Linked DNA regions of Mus musculus: region 1 is linked to region 2. A link is a loop called in an ENCODE intact Hi-C map of the cell type or tissue named here. Cell type or tissue: heart. All regions are shown on one strand.

The links. A loop is a pair of places that touch in the nucleus more often than their neighbours do. Peaks named below come from ENCODE experiments on the same cell type or tissue, not always from the same donor. Only the 100,000 strongest peaks of a DNase experiment are listed, where the experiment ranks them.
Region 1: a loop joins it to region 2, with 2.0 times the contacts of the local background. A loop is called at or near these places in 2 of 42 quality-filtered maps.

Annotation. Positions count from the first base shown.
Region 1 is chr4:95,192,679-95,200,678 of GRCm38, reverse strand. It overlaps Gm12708 (predicted gene 12708), which reads right to left and starts at 7,375. Exons shown (of 4, transcript NR_166673.1): 1 at 7,275-7,375. Gm32240 (a long non-coding RNA gene) reads left to right here. Exons shown (of 3, transcript XR_376399.3): 3 at 3,005-3,435. In heart, no CTCF peak of the experiment used is centred here; a DNase peak (open chromatin) is centred at 7,438; H3K27ac peaks cover 3,783 bases.
Region 2 is chr4:95,273,010-95,281,009 of GRCm38, reverse strand. No RefSeq gene overlaps it. Among named protein-coding and RNA genes, the nearest start is that of Gm32240, 69 kb to the right of the region's middle. In heart, no CTCF peak of the experiment used is centred here; DNase peaks (open chromatin) are centred at 2,119 and 4,589; H3K27ac peaks cover 423 bases.

The DNA.
Region 1 (8,000 bases), 80 kb after region 2:
TAGCTTGTGTCAAGTTTGCCAAAAACAAATTAACATACTGTGCCTAGCGAGCACATGCCCTCTGTTGGACAGCAGATCTGTGCTAGACACATTCTCCTGTCTCTGGGGCTATTGCTCCAGCAGCACTCTCCTCCCACATCGACATTACCCACCACTGCTATTTGTCCCTGGGACGGGATTGTTTCTACCACAGTATTCATATACTGGTATGTCTTCCACATAAACATGAACACACTTCGTCAAGCTCATATACCCCTACAGCTGCCATCCTGTCTCTTCGCTCCTTAAACTGGCGCATGCCTGCCCTACCTCTGAACCCTTTCATTCTGTGTCCTTAGGTTCACTCTGGTTGGACTCTTGGCGCCACTCCACCTCCTGAAGTGCACCTGTAACCTCTCCCTGTTCTCCACATCGCAGTTTTAGTGGCTCCACACACCCATCTGGTTTCCCTTCAGAATTTGATGTCTTACTGCATCTACCACCCAAGCCTGAACGCTGTCACCTCTCACCTGCATAGCTGTCACATCTCCACTTTTGCCCCCCTCTGTTCCTCTTCTCAACACAGTCCCCAGAAAAGTTCTCTTAAAACACAAATCAGCTCAAAGCCTCTGTTTAAAAGCCTGCTATGTTTGCCTTCACTGCTAAAGTAAGAAACTTTAGAAACACCACAGTGACCAAGAGGGTTCTGTGTGGCCCATCTCCTCTTCCTGTCACCACACAGACCTATGTTTTCCTTTTGCCCCCACTTCCTCCATCCTGCTTCTAAGAATTGTGTGCTTTCTCCTCTCAGAGACAAACCAGAGGCTGCCTAGCTCCCCTCAAGTCTCACCTCCAGGTCACCTTCAGAGCCATCCTTCCTGATTCCCACTTTAACTGCACACTCTACCCAATGGCTTTTCCTGCTCTATCTCACTCCAGTTGTGACATCTTGTCACTTCCTACCTCTGCCTCCATGGCAGCGCTTTAGGGGTTGCCATAACCAGGCCTGCGGGGTTGCCTAGCACTATCACCAGTCACACGAACTCCATACCAGCAGGGTGGCTGGACAGATCTGTTCACGGACTGATTCATCTGAATAGATTTCTGTGGGCTTTGTCTTACTCTGTTGGTGGAGGGGAGGAAAAAGCTGCCTCTTAGCAGCCATGTGTGTGGCTATGTCCTGGGGCCCACAGGGTGGTGAGTGGAGCTTTCCAAGATCTTACAAGTACCTGCCAGACACACAAGGGAAGGGAAATGTGTACTAAGAGCTTCTAATGCTGGGATAAAACATCATGACCAAAACGCAAGATGGGTGGAAATGGCGCATTAGGCTTATGTTTCCACACTGTAGTCCATCACTGAAGGAAGTTGGGACAAGAACTCAAACAGAGCAGGAAACTAGAGGCAGGGGCTGATGCAGAGGCCATGGAGGGGTGCTGCTTACTGACTTGTTCTCATGGATTGCTCAGCCTGCTTTCCTGTAGAACCCAGGACCATCGGTGGCAGGCGTAGCACCACCCACAGTGGGCTGGGCTCTGCCCTCGATGATCATTAGTTAAGAAAATGCCTTACAGGCTGGCCTAGAGCCTGGTCTTACTGAGGCATCTTCTCAGTTGAGATTTCCTCCTTTCAGATAGCTCTAGTTTGGGTCACGCTAAAATAAAACTAGCCAGCACGCTGCTCCAATGCCACTCAAATTTGGCTCCGTAATAAAGTTTCCTTTACTCCCTTTGAGTTGTGAGAGTTAAGGGATTTTTGTTTTGTTTTGGTCTTACATCAACAATGCCTTCTCTTCCATAGCCCCTTCCAGAGGGCCCCCAGCCCTCCAGCCCAGTCTGACTCTCAATACCATCTCCAGGCTACCCGCTAAGTCAGCAAAGGGGACACACTTGCCTCCCTGTGGTATGTGTTCTCCCTCACACTCCACACTATAAGGAACAGCCTTTCTCCTGCTGCCCACTGGGAAACGATCTCTAGCCTACCTATGCCCTTCTTAAGGATCCGTTGTGGTAGGTGGTTGTGTGACTTCTCTTCTCACAGAGATGTGAAACAAGTTCTTGGGCTGGGAGTGACAATGCAGTAGGGCTTATTGAGGCATACAGGGTAGAGGGGAAGGTCTGAAACACATAAGACTGGGAGAACAAATGATGGAGAGAAGCAGAGTAGCTTCCCAGGCAGGACATGGTGGTTATCTGCACAAACACAGCAGTACAGAAGGAGGTCGCCATGACCAGGCCTGCGAGGTTGCCTAGCACTATCACCAGTCACGTCAGAACGAGAGAAACTGTATTTCAGGGAGAGATTGTGAGAGAAAGGAGAAACAAGCTATAGAGAGGCTAACAGGAAAGCTCAGGGGCCCAGTTCTGAAATGTGTTGGAAAATGTCTGGTGATGGCCTTGACGTGAGAACTTTCCCTGAATAGCTCTTCCAGAAACTTCCATGCTCTACCACTTTACAGGCTGAGACAGTCTCTCAGGCTTGTTTCCGCATCACCTCAGTGCATAAGTACACGAAGAATCAGGTGTTGTGTGTCTTTACTTCTCGGTATCAGAGAAAGCTCACAAATGAACAACAGTTGAAGGTGTCGCTTTAATAAAAGCCATACCATGTTCTGTGGCCATCACACACCCTCAGTGTGTACATCACTGTACAGAGACAATTTCACAGCAGGAAGTTTCGTTCCAGTCTTTCAATAACTCTACAAATAGGTGCCCATCCACCTATTCACATATTTACTTGGTCAACAAAAGAAGATGTAATTTGTGTCAGGTGCTGCCAGCATCAGAAGGCAGGAAAACACAATAGGCCAAACCCCTGCCTTTCTGCAGCTATCATTTCTGCAGAAACTATTGCCATTCCCATTTTCTAAATGGGAAGACTGCGATCTAAGCACATGATGGGGGGCTGCCTGATGCCGAGGGCAAGAATGGTTTTCCAACAATTCTAGGTACTACAAGAATGATGGGTTTGTCAATGATATATCTTGTTCCTTCTCTCTCTCTCTCTCTCTCTCTCTCTCCCCTAGCTTAACAACAAGTAAAGAGAGACTTGGCAGAAATCCGAACCCTGGGACTACCTTGGAACTCCTCCCCTGTCTGATGTGTGTGTGTTTAACAACAATGTGAGAAATACCTTCCAGGTCTTTTCTTGCTGGCTCTGCGAAGAGGAAGCCACCCAGCATTGTGAGCACTGCACAGCGTCTGCTTGTGTGCAAACCCGCAGGCATTTTTAGCAACTTTGGGGAGCAGAAAGAAAAGCTGTTGGTTTTGTTTGCACATATTTCTCGCCTCTGCAGAAGGCTCCTTGCCACCCGGCAGCCTCTGAGCTGCCACTTAGGAGTGATGTCTCCATAGCTCCTGCCTGCAAAGCTGCAGGTAGCATGTTGGTTTGCCTGCTCTCCTCCCAACACCCTCATCTGGAAATAAATCTTATCATAAGGTCATAAAGGCCCTTGCCTCCGGAAGCTGGGGCTGTGTGTGTGTATGGGGGGTGGGGGAGGGGAGGTCCTTAGGCTTCAGAAAGGCCAGCCTACCTGCAAAATATTAAGCTGGATGGGGGTTGCTTGGAAGATATAGAGATTCCCTAGAATTGGAAGGAGATAGGTTGGAATCCCAGCTCTCCACATTCTCAGCTGTAAAACCATTGACAGGTAACTGATCTGCTCTTGTTCCTCCAGCATTCTTTTCCCATCATTTGGACTATTAGTACATTATCCTCGGGGATTGTTAGGGATACAGGCTACTGTGCCCAGATAGCAGCCAGCACTGAGACAGCACACATTTTCTTTCCAGTAAATTGCACAAGCTGTTCAGCAGCAGCAGCAGCATAAGCACAACTATTAATATGTTATTAATTTGTGGGTGGCAAAGTCAAGAATTTGGAGAACTGAGAGTCTGAAGTCCTTAAAGCAAGGATTGGGTCCTAGACACCCTTGCACACCCAATGTCTAAAAATAACCTAGTCATGGGCAACTGCACAGTTAAGTTAGAGACACTGTACTAGATGAAGGGAGAATTGACCAGACCTTGGAATGGATAGTTCAAGGCTGAGTAAAAAACACACAGTGTATATTTCTCAGGCAGTAGACTGTCATCTCTACCTGTATTTGCACTTCATTTAGACTCCCAAGGCAGAATGTATTATTATAATTTATATTTTATAAACTAGGAAACTGTCACCCATGACCGATCGGTGTCATCCAGATGAGTAAAGAGGTGTTTGGCTTCTTAACCCACAGCCCAGCCTCTGCCCTGCCCTGCCAAGACCTGTTGTGACCTACTGTGACCTGCTGTGACCTGACAGGAAGAGTAAGGTCTGAGGTTTCTTCTTCTAACCTAAATGAGTTCCTGCTTGTCTTGGTGTGCTCCTTGCTATCAGGAAGAACATGGCTTCCTCCCTACAAAGACCTCAGCAAGTGACTTTCAAACCAGCCATGTTATCATTTCTGGGGGTTATCACCAGAATGTTTGGCTTTCCCCAACAATGGCCAGATACCGAGAGTGGAGAGGAGGGCTGACTATTTATCATCCACCATTCTGCAAGTAAATATGCCCAAGGGAAACAAAGACCCCACCGAAACCTTTCTCTCTTGGGAAAGATACTCTAGCTCTAAAACTGAAGAGAAGAAAGGATGAATGAACCAAACAGAGGCACCAGCTTCCCCCACTGCACCAACAGGAACTTCCTTAGGATGTCACAGCAGACTATAGTCATACCCCTCAGTCAGAGAGAAGAGATTGCTTGCCCACTGCTAGCCCTAAGTGAAGAAACCATGAATGGAAACTGGAGACATTCAGAAGATTGCCTAGTGGGTTTCAAGCAGCTAATTAACCCAGCAGGCAGAAGTGTCAATGTTAAAGGAAGCTTTTGTTGGAGCAAACTGACTGTGAAGGTCAGATCCGCTCCTACTTGGTGGCCATCAGCAAGCCAGCCATGTCTGTGAGTCTACAGAAAGAGAACCAGAGTCCTGCTCAGGCAGACAGTGGATGAAATGGTATTTTGCATATAAAGCCAGAGTCCCGCTATAAAGGACACACATCTGCTGCACTTGTTCCTTAGATCTCCAAATATTTATCATATGTTAAAATAGGGGACACCTTGAGGGCGGAACAGTGGAATATATCTGTAATCCTAGCACTTAGTTTAATAGCTGACAGCAGTCCCTGTCTGAAAAATTAGAAAGAGAGAGGGAAGAAGGCAGGGAGGGAGGGCTGGAGAAAAGGAGGCAGGGAGAGAGGGGAGAGAAGGGAGAAGAAAATGAAGAAGTGCCCTGCATAGTTTTATGTCAACTTGACACAGCTAGTGTCACGTGCTTCCATAAGATTTACCTGTAGGCAAGTTTGTAGTACATTTTCTTAATTAGTGATTGACATGGGAAGGCCCAGCCCTTTGTTGGTGGTGCCACCCCTGGGAAGGTGGTTCTGTGGTGTGTAATAAAGCAGGCTGAACTAGCCATGGTAGCAAGCTAGTAAGCAGCACTCCTCCATGGTCTCTGCATTAGCTCCTGCCTTCAGGTTCCTGACCTGAGTTCCCTCTGTGATGGAGTGCGGCATGGTACTCTAAGCTGAAATAAACCCTTTCTTCCTCAAGTTGCTTTTAGTCATGATGTTTTATCACAGAAATAGAAACCTTAACTAAGATAGAGAGAGAAAGCAAAAGAGGGAGGGAGGGACAGAAGGCGTAAGAGACAGGAAGAGAGAGAGAGAGAGAGAGAGAGAGAGAGAGAATGAATACACACGTGTATAGTTTTACTCACCATTAGCACCAGAGCTGTAAAGAAGACCCACTAAAGTAAACCAGCTAGCTAACTGCCTGTTCTGTTAGCTGTCTACTGAGTCTAGCCCTTAGAACTGAGTCAGCACTTAGAACCCCACGACTCTGCCTCTGGCCTCTGCATGTGATCTTCCTTCAGATTAGATCTTCTGCTCTTCTCTCTCTCTCTCTCTCTCTCTCTCTCTCTCTCTCTCTCTCTCTCTCTCACACTCTTTTTCTCTCCCTCCCTCTCCCTCTCCCTCTCCTCTCTCTCTCTCTCTCTCTCTCTCTCTCTCTCTCTCTCTCTCTCTCTTTCTTTCTTTCTTTCTTTCTTTCTTTCCTGCTGGATTCAGAAGAGACAAGTAGGCTAGACTTCTACCCACTGTAACTTCTAGCCTGGATGACAAGACAGTTAAAGAAGTGAGGACAGAACTACAGAGAGTATAACCAGCATGAAAGGGAGATAGGTCCTCCCAAACTGCCCTCCAAGATTACTATTGGGTGGGGGTACTCCAGGCACTACCTGATGCTTTTGGAAGACTAAGCCCCAAGTTGGCAGACTTGCCCATGTGGCAGGCTCAAGGATTTGTCAGCACACCTTTGTCAGGAGCAGTTTTTGTGTCTGAGCCAACTTAGGTTGAGCTCTGAGAGATTAGAGATGCACCAACCCATATCTTAGCTCCCAACACAGGCATGCTCTGTTCAAGGTTTGCTGAATGAAGATGAACAGAAATGGATCTCTACTGGGACTAGCAGATCTCTCCCTGTGAAAGATAGGAATGACCAGTCAGAGTTAGCTTTCTTCCTCTGTGAGATTCTCTGTTTGTACCTCTCAAGGAATTAGAATTGTAAGTGCCAGCAGGGCAATGGTGATGCATTCCTTTAATCCCAGTACTTGGGAGGCAGAGTCAGAGAGAGAGAGAGAGAGAGTGAGAGAGAGAGAGAGAGAGAGAGAGAGAGAGAGAGATATTAAGTAAGGGTCCTTCTCCTTCTACCTCATCCTCACCCCTGTCTTCATTGGTAGAACCCTTTCATTGGCTGGCCCGGAACTCAGAATTCACAGATGATACAGAACCAAAACATCTGAGCATCCCTGAGACTGGCCTGGATCCTCGTAGCTGGTCTCTGTTCTCTCCTCCTCCAAGGAGTCCAGTTTGGTAGGCGAAATCTACATCTCCTCTCCTGTCCTCTCTAACACAGAGTAGGGCTGTGAACTCCATGTTCATTGTCCAGAGTTTCTAAGACCAGCTGTCTCAACAGAGGATAAGGACACAGATAAGAACCAGGCAGACTGCAGGGCAGCCAGGCTCTTCCAAACACGGTCCTACGTGTGCTTCCTTCTGTGAACCTCCTTTCTCTCATTCCCACCCTTCCCTTGCAAATTAAAAACAATTCTGGGTTGTTAGCTATTGGGTAGCAAGTCATGGTTATAAATAGATATCAGTTTGAAGCACAGTCTTTTTGCTCCTCACAACAAACCTGTGGGGCTGGTTTTAGTAAGCGCTTCATAATACGAGTGGGCTCTGAGGAGACAAGTTACTCACTCATTCCTGAAAGACAACCACCACGAAGTCCTTAGACACTCCCTGGGCTGGAGACCACACTCTCTAGCAAGTTTACACGTCAAACTCCACACTACACATGCGAGTTCAGAGGGCTAGGAAGCAAGCAATCAGCAAGCACCAGGCTTTGAGCCAAGTTGGTGTGAGCCACACCCAAGCCCGTGCTTGGGTCCAGCATACACACTCCCTGTCTGAAAGGCCCTTTTCTTACTTCCTCCTTTGAAGTTCCTCTTCCTGCTTCCTGCTTGAAGCTGGGGGAAAGACAAGAGGGACTGGAACACAAAAGCTGGTTGCTGATGCTCATACCATTTTGGCAAATAACTCAACCACTCTGTCTTAGTGTTCTCAGCACAGAATTGAAATTCTATAGTAACAGTCCCAACAAGTGTTTTAATAAGGCTTAGAATAGTATCTAGTATATAGTAAGTAGGCAGTAATTGGTAGCTGTTATGATGTATGTATAAAAATTCCAGTGATGACAGCTTTCTCCATGTCATTACAGTCAAGCCCCTGGCTTGAGGGCTTTGTTATGGACCTTCTGATCACAGCTTAAAGAGAGGTTGAAGCCCTGTCTATCTGCACTCTCCAAGGTAGAAGACTTATCTGTCCCTTCCTGCAGACAACTTTCCAGGAGAAGGTGATGAGGCCACCCCCTGTGTGCTGCAGACTCTTGAGGACCTACTGTCCCAGCCTGTGCTTGCAGCTCTC
Region 2 (8,000 bases):
GTGGTGTCACTCCTGAGCTGGTGGCCCAGGGTTCCCTAAGAAAACAGGCTGAGCAAGCCATGAACAGCAAGACAGTAATCAGAACCCACCCATGGCCTCTGTAACAGCTCCTGTCTCCAGGTTCTTGCTCTATTTGACTTCTTACCCTAATAACCTTGGATGGTGAACTGTTCCCTGGAAGTAGAAGCGAAATAAACCCTTTCTTCCCCAAGTTGCTTGTGTTCATGGTGTTTCATCACAGCAATAGAAACCTTAACTAAGACCACAGTGGTCACATGTACATGGTATGACATAGGTAAAGCACAGTAGGTGGTCTTGTCCTTCCCCAAACAGGCTAAGAGCAGAAACTATTCATCTCTTGTCATTTATTAAGGCGACATTTATTGACCATCTTCTTGATATCACAATAAGTTTATACTATCAACCCAAGCCTTGAACTGTGGAATAGGCACTCACACCACTGCACTGCAAACAGAACATGGAAGATGAACCCCATTGTACAAGCAAAGAGTTGAAACAGAGAACAGCCCTGGACCACACTGGGATTCAGACTCTCCTTGTGCCTGCCCTTTAGTTTTCTCTCACACTTACTTCCTGCACTGATTCTAAAATTGTCTGTAGAACAACAATGTCACTGAAGACACCTTTGGATCTTTAGGGCCTCCATAACCCATGGCAGGCATACATTTATGGAGAAGAGATTTGAATAAAAGAATAAGGTTTTGCATCTAGAGCTCTTGGGTTCTAGAATCATTACTATCTCATGGGAGTTTTAAAAGAGGGAATACTGCCTCACACCCTCTTTGCCTATTTCTGAACAAAACGTGCCAGCAGGTAAAGGTGGGGTTATCTTCAAGGCATACTGAAACTTCCTCAGACTCAACAGAATCCAGGTGAGGGAAATGCCAGAGGTGGAGCAGGCACACCCTAAAATGAGCATCCGTTCAATTCCAAATAGTGGAAGAAGCATGCCAAGTTCAGGCATTGGGCCAGGTAGGTCCAATATGGCAAAGGTGCCTGATAGCAGGGGGTTTCATGTAACACAAGGCGCATGAAGTTATGAAGTATCCAAGAATCTCCTGTTCTGAAAGGGAGACTCCAAACTGACCACATTTGAAGCTCCTACCCCATTCAGGTTAGTCTTGGGCACTCCTACATGTGTGTTAAATCTCTATTCATGGTCTCCCAAGTGATGCAGGAGGCCATTTTTACCCTCACCACCTCCAATAGTTACCAGAATGGAATGGGTTTCCCTTAAAATCACTTCAATATTGTCTCCCATGTCCAATCCCACCCAGTCCTTCCCACAGGCCAGACCCTGCTAGGTAGAAGGGAACAAATTCAGATCTGACCTTTATAGATCGGATATGACAGGTGTGATGTTGGAGGCTAGAATGAATGTCGGGAAGAAGACTAAAAAGATGTAAGCAAGGTCCTTCCAGAACATGGACAGGGATATGACACACAGTTAGTAGAGTTTGGGAAGGCCTCAGAAAGATGCTTGTGTATGAACTGCGCCTTGAAGGTTAAGCAGATGTTTGCCAGCTGGAGAAGGGCATAGAGCAGCCAGAGTCAAGGAGTGGGAGGGGATGTCCAGAGCATGGAAGAGTATAGAGTATGTTTGGGAGAATAACCAGCCACTGAGTGAGAGAACACGGCTGGAACAGCATACCAGAAGAAGTTTCAGGGTTTTCAGATTTTCTTCTGCACATTGCCCTATAAGCAAAGACAGCAGGACTCCCTAAGTCACCCAGGCTCCCAGTGAGTGCCAGGGAAAATGTTTAAGGTATCATTTAACCCAAAGCAAATGTACTATTAGCATTTTTTTTAAATCTCCAAGAAAGAAGAAGAAACAAAAGTTGTTGAAATGTGAAAATAATTAGAGAAACGACTTTCCCAGGGACCAAACATGGCCCACGCTGCGCAGAGGGAAGAACAAACAAACTTAGGGGCGGTTATGAAGCTGTAAAACTCCTTGTTTATTTCTGAAGAAAGAAATAACGTTGGAGCAAAGCCACCGAGCCTGCACAATCATAAATCAAGGCTGAGGCGGTAGGGAAGGAGGAGTAAGCCAATAAATTCAGAGGAAACAACGCTGCATTCCAGCTGTCCCAGGCGGCCTGAGAACCTGCTCTGCTCCGGTTCTGCAGCCCTGGATCACAGCATCCCAAAGTCAGAATGCCCTGCGTGTTCCTTGTGCGCTCGCCCAGTCAGAAAACATTTGGCTCTTCTGAGGGTTGTTCAGTTTTCAGAAAGAAGTGGGGAAAAGTTCTTTCAGAAGGCCCGAGTTCCCCCTTCTTCAGCTGCCTTCTTTCTGCAGGGTAGTTTCAGCCTAACAGAAACCCCCACGAGGCAGGGGGGCACGGTCAGGGCTCTGGAGGGAATTCCCACCCTGTGTGCTCAGAAGGGGAGCCCACGCTTCCATCCCAGACTGCTGGCTTCGGTAAACAGTCTCAGTGGAAAGGTCACCACTGACTTCTGAGCTGAGGGATTTTTCTCAGCTCACACCTCAGGTTTCTGGACAGAGTGGCCTTGTATTGTTTACTGAGAACTTGCTCCACTAACAGCACTGAGCCCTGAGCTGCAAGACACATAGAGCAAGCACCAGGAGCAGGCAAGGCTTCATGCTGGCAACCGGTTTAGTGATGTCCCTGCCTCAGACCTGTATGCTTTATTTTCTGTTTTTTTTAAAGGAGTGTGAACTTACTCCATTGAGTGATTTTACTCCATTGACCCCTACTTCACTCTGAGTCACATAAAGACATCTACACTTTGCATAATCTGCATACCGGCTCAGTACGATTAAACACCATTTTGTACCCTCGTAAGACAGGAAGCTGTGGTTCATTGCTTGCAGCACAAACCTGATGAGTCGGGGACGGTAGGACTCAGGTAAACGTCCACTTTCTATTAGCCACTAAATTCTGTTGTTTCAATAGCCAAAGCCAAAGCCCTGTCTACAGAACTTAAGTGGTTTGGAAACATGGAAAGTGACATGTCACTCAAGTGAATTAAGAGGTGAGTAACCACAATAACAAATTATTCACTGCTAGTTACCGATTACTGGACCACCAATTCCCCATGCCAAGCCCTTTACATATGCTAATTCAATGTGGTGAGAAGGAAGGTGGCAACTCCATTTCAGAGTTTAGAGAACTGAATTAGGGAGGGGCAAGTGTGTGGAAAGGTCACCTCACCCCCCAGAAAAGGAAAGCTATCTTGCTATTAAAGGTCAGTTTTTATATGTCGGGGTCTGTGGTCTCTACAGATGATAGAGAATATATTTGTGGTTTTAAAACTTAAAATGACTAGATTTTGTACTAAATCAGATGCCATCCAAACAGATTTCTACGTTTCTTGTGAATGAAACAAACTTAAATCATCTATATGTTTGTATGTGTGGTTTCTGCATTGTTCATGGAAGTATGTGCACTTGTACATGCATGTGTTTGTGTCAGTATAAAATCCAGAACCTTCCATGATTGTTCTTGAACTACTTATTGAAGATAGTGTGTCTCACTGAACCTAGAGCTCACAGATTTGGGTGTGAAGGCTAGGAGTATACTTGTCTCCACGTGCCCCTCACCACCTCCTCCAATCCTCCATGGTGAAGTTACAGATAGACGTTGTTCCCACCTTTTCTTTGGAGGGGGGATTCTGGGGAAGATGTCCTCATGTTTCACAGCAGCCACTTCACTGTTTGAGCCATGACCCCAGCCTCATGTCTCTATCTTTTGACTCCTGCGTCACCCTATGATGTGAGCAACAGGGATCCCTATTGAACAGCATTGGTCAGCCACACCAGCAGTCGGTACTAGGGGTTGGTGAAAGCCTGGCTATAACTTGTCCCCACTGCATAGCTGCCAGAATTTATCATTCCTTTTCAATAGTCATGTAGTGACTACTGCCCTTTTTTAAGAATAAAATAAGTCTTTATTTATATACATATTCTTATAGTAAAGGGGGAAGCCTTAACTTGCAGGAAAACTCTTGGGCAGTATGTACAACATTCCTTTTATTTCCATGGAATGGAATCAAACACTGACTGAGACCACAAAGTATATACTAGAAATCAGCAAATGCCGGCAACAGAGTAGGAAAATGACAAAGAAATGAAGACTACTGCCTTTTATTGAGCATCTATACATTAAACATTTATTAGCTTTATTTCCAGATGAAGAAATTCTAACTCAGAGGGGAAGTATTTACCCAGAGAGAGCTATAGAAGTGTGGGGACCAACATTTGATGATTTCATGTGTCTATAAGAGTTGTGTGCCTCATCCTTAGTTATGTTGTCTGCGTCTTCCCTCACTGTGTATCTTAGTTTTCCATTTATGTTATGACAAATGACTACACACGCAGACGTTTCCAATACCACACATTTCATTACTCTTTAATAGAGTCCAACTCACCTAAACCAGTGTGGGTGACTGAACTGGAAGCCGTGGCAGCTGCAGAAGTCACAGGAGACCCACGTCCAGCCCCTTCCCAGCATCTCTTACTCATGTTGTTCCTTCATCTCCCATCAGCTGTACCATCAGCTGCTATTGTCTTCCCTCCAAGTGTGCTTCCTGCTTCCTCTAACACGGGCTGCCAGCCACATGTTGCTTTCTCTTCTGTCTGGGCTGAGTGTCCCTCTGGCTCTGTCTGAGGAGAACAATGGGATTGTGTTTGGGTACATCTGGGTAACCCAAGATAATGTTCCCAACTTAGGAGCCAACATTTAATCACATCTTCCTCCCTGTTATGTGATAGCTATAGGTTTCAGAGTTCAGGGCCCAATCAATTTGGGGGATACTTTTTAGTCATCCAAACTTTCTTTCCTCCTGAAAATGGCTTGTCAGATTACTTTACCAAGAGTGGAAATAAGGCTCTGTTTGGCTAGCCACTCTCTTCACTTGTTTCCTTGGTGACTGAAAACGCTACCTCCACCTGTTTCTTCCTTATTATCCAACCTTCTGAATCAGTGGTCTCATTAGTGTTTGATCCTTGGTAATCCTTCCCTCTAGTGCCTAGTTCAAGGCACCATGGATTAGACTCAGGAGAATGGAAGTACTTCCTACAGGGATCTAGCAACAGAACTTTGCAGTGTCCCATGTATATATATATGGGAAGTCACCTCGTGATGCCAAGGGTCAGCCGTTTAGCAGGAAGCTATAAAGGACACCTAAAATTCAGAAGAGAAAGGAGCACATCCCTATCCAGTTTTGAGCACAAGGTAGACTAATGAAAAGCCAAAGGCAGCTACTACATCTGAGCAGCTTCTATAGATTATACCATGTGACACTCTTTCATGTACTCCTCACTTCTATAGGTTATTCTATGTGACACTCTTTCATGTACTCCTCACGTCAGCCCAGGGTGGTGCATATTATGTTTACAAATGAGGAAACTGAGGCTCAACCAGCACAGTCTTGTCTAACCTCTAATCACCTAACTAGAATTGGGTCAGCTTCTACACGACACCCTTGACCTACAACCTTGGCCTTGGGCTCAGTAAAGTAAAAGGAACATGAGTGCAGTGCCCCATGGATACAAATAAGAGGTGTCCACATTGTAATGAGAAGAATACCAGAAACCACATGATGTGAGTCCCCAGATTAGCAGGAGAGGTCTGAGTGTATCAGATTTGACAATATATTTTTGAAGGTGCTCACTCAAGACTTTTAAAAAGCATTTGAAACTAAATATCAAAAATAACCAACTGTGTGGTAAAGGGGTAGATTTACTTTCCCAGCACTTGATGTGACAACTGGCCCTAGTAACGACAAAAGTTCCCCCACCGACTTACCGATATTAATCTTTAGGATCTGCAGACATGTAAAGTAGATACAATTTGTCATATTCTTTTCAAACAGCTGCTCCATTGTCCATCACAGGTTACTTGCTCAGCATCACCAAGTGACTGGTTTAGATTAATGACAACCATTGTCAGACATGTACTGCTATAATGTACAAACCATTTTTAACATTCCTTATTTTTCATTGTCCTTGAAAAATGCTATGTTGAAATAATAGTAATGTCTCCAGAGATTTGCTGTATGTTTTTTGTTTTGGTTTTTTTGTTGTTTCTTTTTTGTTTGTTTATGTTTATTTTTGAGACAGTATGTATCTCTGGCTGTCCTGGCACTCACTTCAGAGACTAGACTGTCTTTAAACTCACAGAGATCTACCCACCTACCTCCTGAGTGTTAGGATTAAAGGTGAGAGCAACCATGCCCAATATGGTATGTCTACATGTGTGCATGCATGTGAACATGTTCTATTGGTGCTGTATAGTTATGCCTACATGTGTGTGTGTGGGGGGGGGGGTCGCATGTTGTATTAGTCAGGGTTCTCTAGTGGTACAGAACTGATAGAACTAATTTATATCTATATCTATATCATCTATATCTATATCATCTGTATCTATCTATATCCTCTTTCTCTTCCTTTCTCTCTCTTTCCCTGTCTCTGGACCAGCAAGTCCAGCAGTGACTATCTACCATCAAAAAAGCAAAGAATCGTATGATTGTCCCACTAATGTCTCAGTTGGTCTTAAGTCTATGTTGGAGTCTTGAAGAAGAAGGTAGCAAAGGCATACCTCAGAAACAAGATAAACTTGCCAGCAAGAGTGAGGGCAAGGAGCAAGAAACAAAAGTTTCCTTCTTCAATATCCTGGTGCTGTCACCAGGTGTGGTTCATATTTAGGGTAGGTCTTCAAACCTCACTGTTGCAGGATATTTGGTAACACCATGAAACCCAAGATTGTGTTATTTACTGAAAAAAAACTGTTTCTAGTTTTCAGCCTTTTCATACACATTTAATCCCTATGGTGGAAATATAGAGGTGACTAGTATACACCTTTAATCCCAAACAATGAAGGTAAGTTTAGTTTGTAGAAGGAAGTACCCATGTTTGAAAGTAATGTCTAATTGAGTGACAAAGTGATGAATCGGAGAAAGATTTGACAGAATGAATCAGAGATAGAATATGACCAGTTCCCATGAGAAGAGAAAGGAAAGGGAAACGACTAAAGAGAGGGCAGCGTAGAGAAAAGAAAGGAGGAAAGCAGTTTTACCAGGACAGTTTTACAGAGACAGACTGAAGAGAGGACAAGCTAGACCCACGTGAAGTCACAGTGAACCAGAGAATGAGAAAGAGCCAGATGATTAGAACATACTGCTAAAGTTAATATGAGGTCAAACAGAGCCAAAGTTTGAGACTGAGAGAGAATCCAGTTTGAATCAGTCAGCTTGGAGAAGAGTTTGAGCCAGACCTTCTGAGCCAGAGATCAATCAGAAAGAGTTAGAAAGGGTAAGTTTATACAGCAGCAAGTCTCAGAGGCTGAAAGCATTCGAGGCCTAGATCATATGGAGGATAGAAGCTTCCAGACTAGGCCTAAGTTATCAGACTGAAGCAGTAAGTCTTGGAGATGACAATTACATCAGGTGAATAAAAGTTACTTTTATACTCACATAACCTGAATTTGGGGTGGGTCTTCCAATCTCTGAAGATCCAGATTTAGGGTGAGTCTTCCACTTCAGATGACTTAATCGAAAAAAATCCCTCATAATTGTGTCCAACTGCCAGGGTTTTAGTTGATTCTAGATCTGGCCATTTTGATAAGATTAGTTATCACACATATGTATGGTACACACATAAGGGGAACACTACATTACATAATTGCATGAATTATGTCCAGAAGCCCAGAGTTGACGTCAGAAGTCTTCCTTGATTGTTTTCCACTTTATTGGTTGAGATAGGGTCTCTAGCTTTACTGAGCCTGGCAATTCCAGCTACTCAAGCTAGCCAGCTTGCCCAAGAACTGGGATTACAGGTAGCTGGCATACTTGTTTGGGTACTGGGGATTCAAACTCTAGTCCCCATGATAGTGCAGTGTCTTAGTTACATTTCTCCAATGTGATCAAACACTAATTATCTTAGCTGTGAAGAGACAATATGATCAAGGCAACTCTTATAAAGACATTTAATAGGGCTGGATTACAGGTTCAGAGAT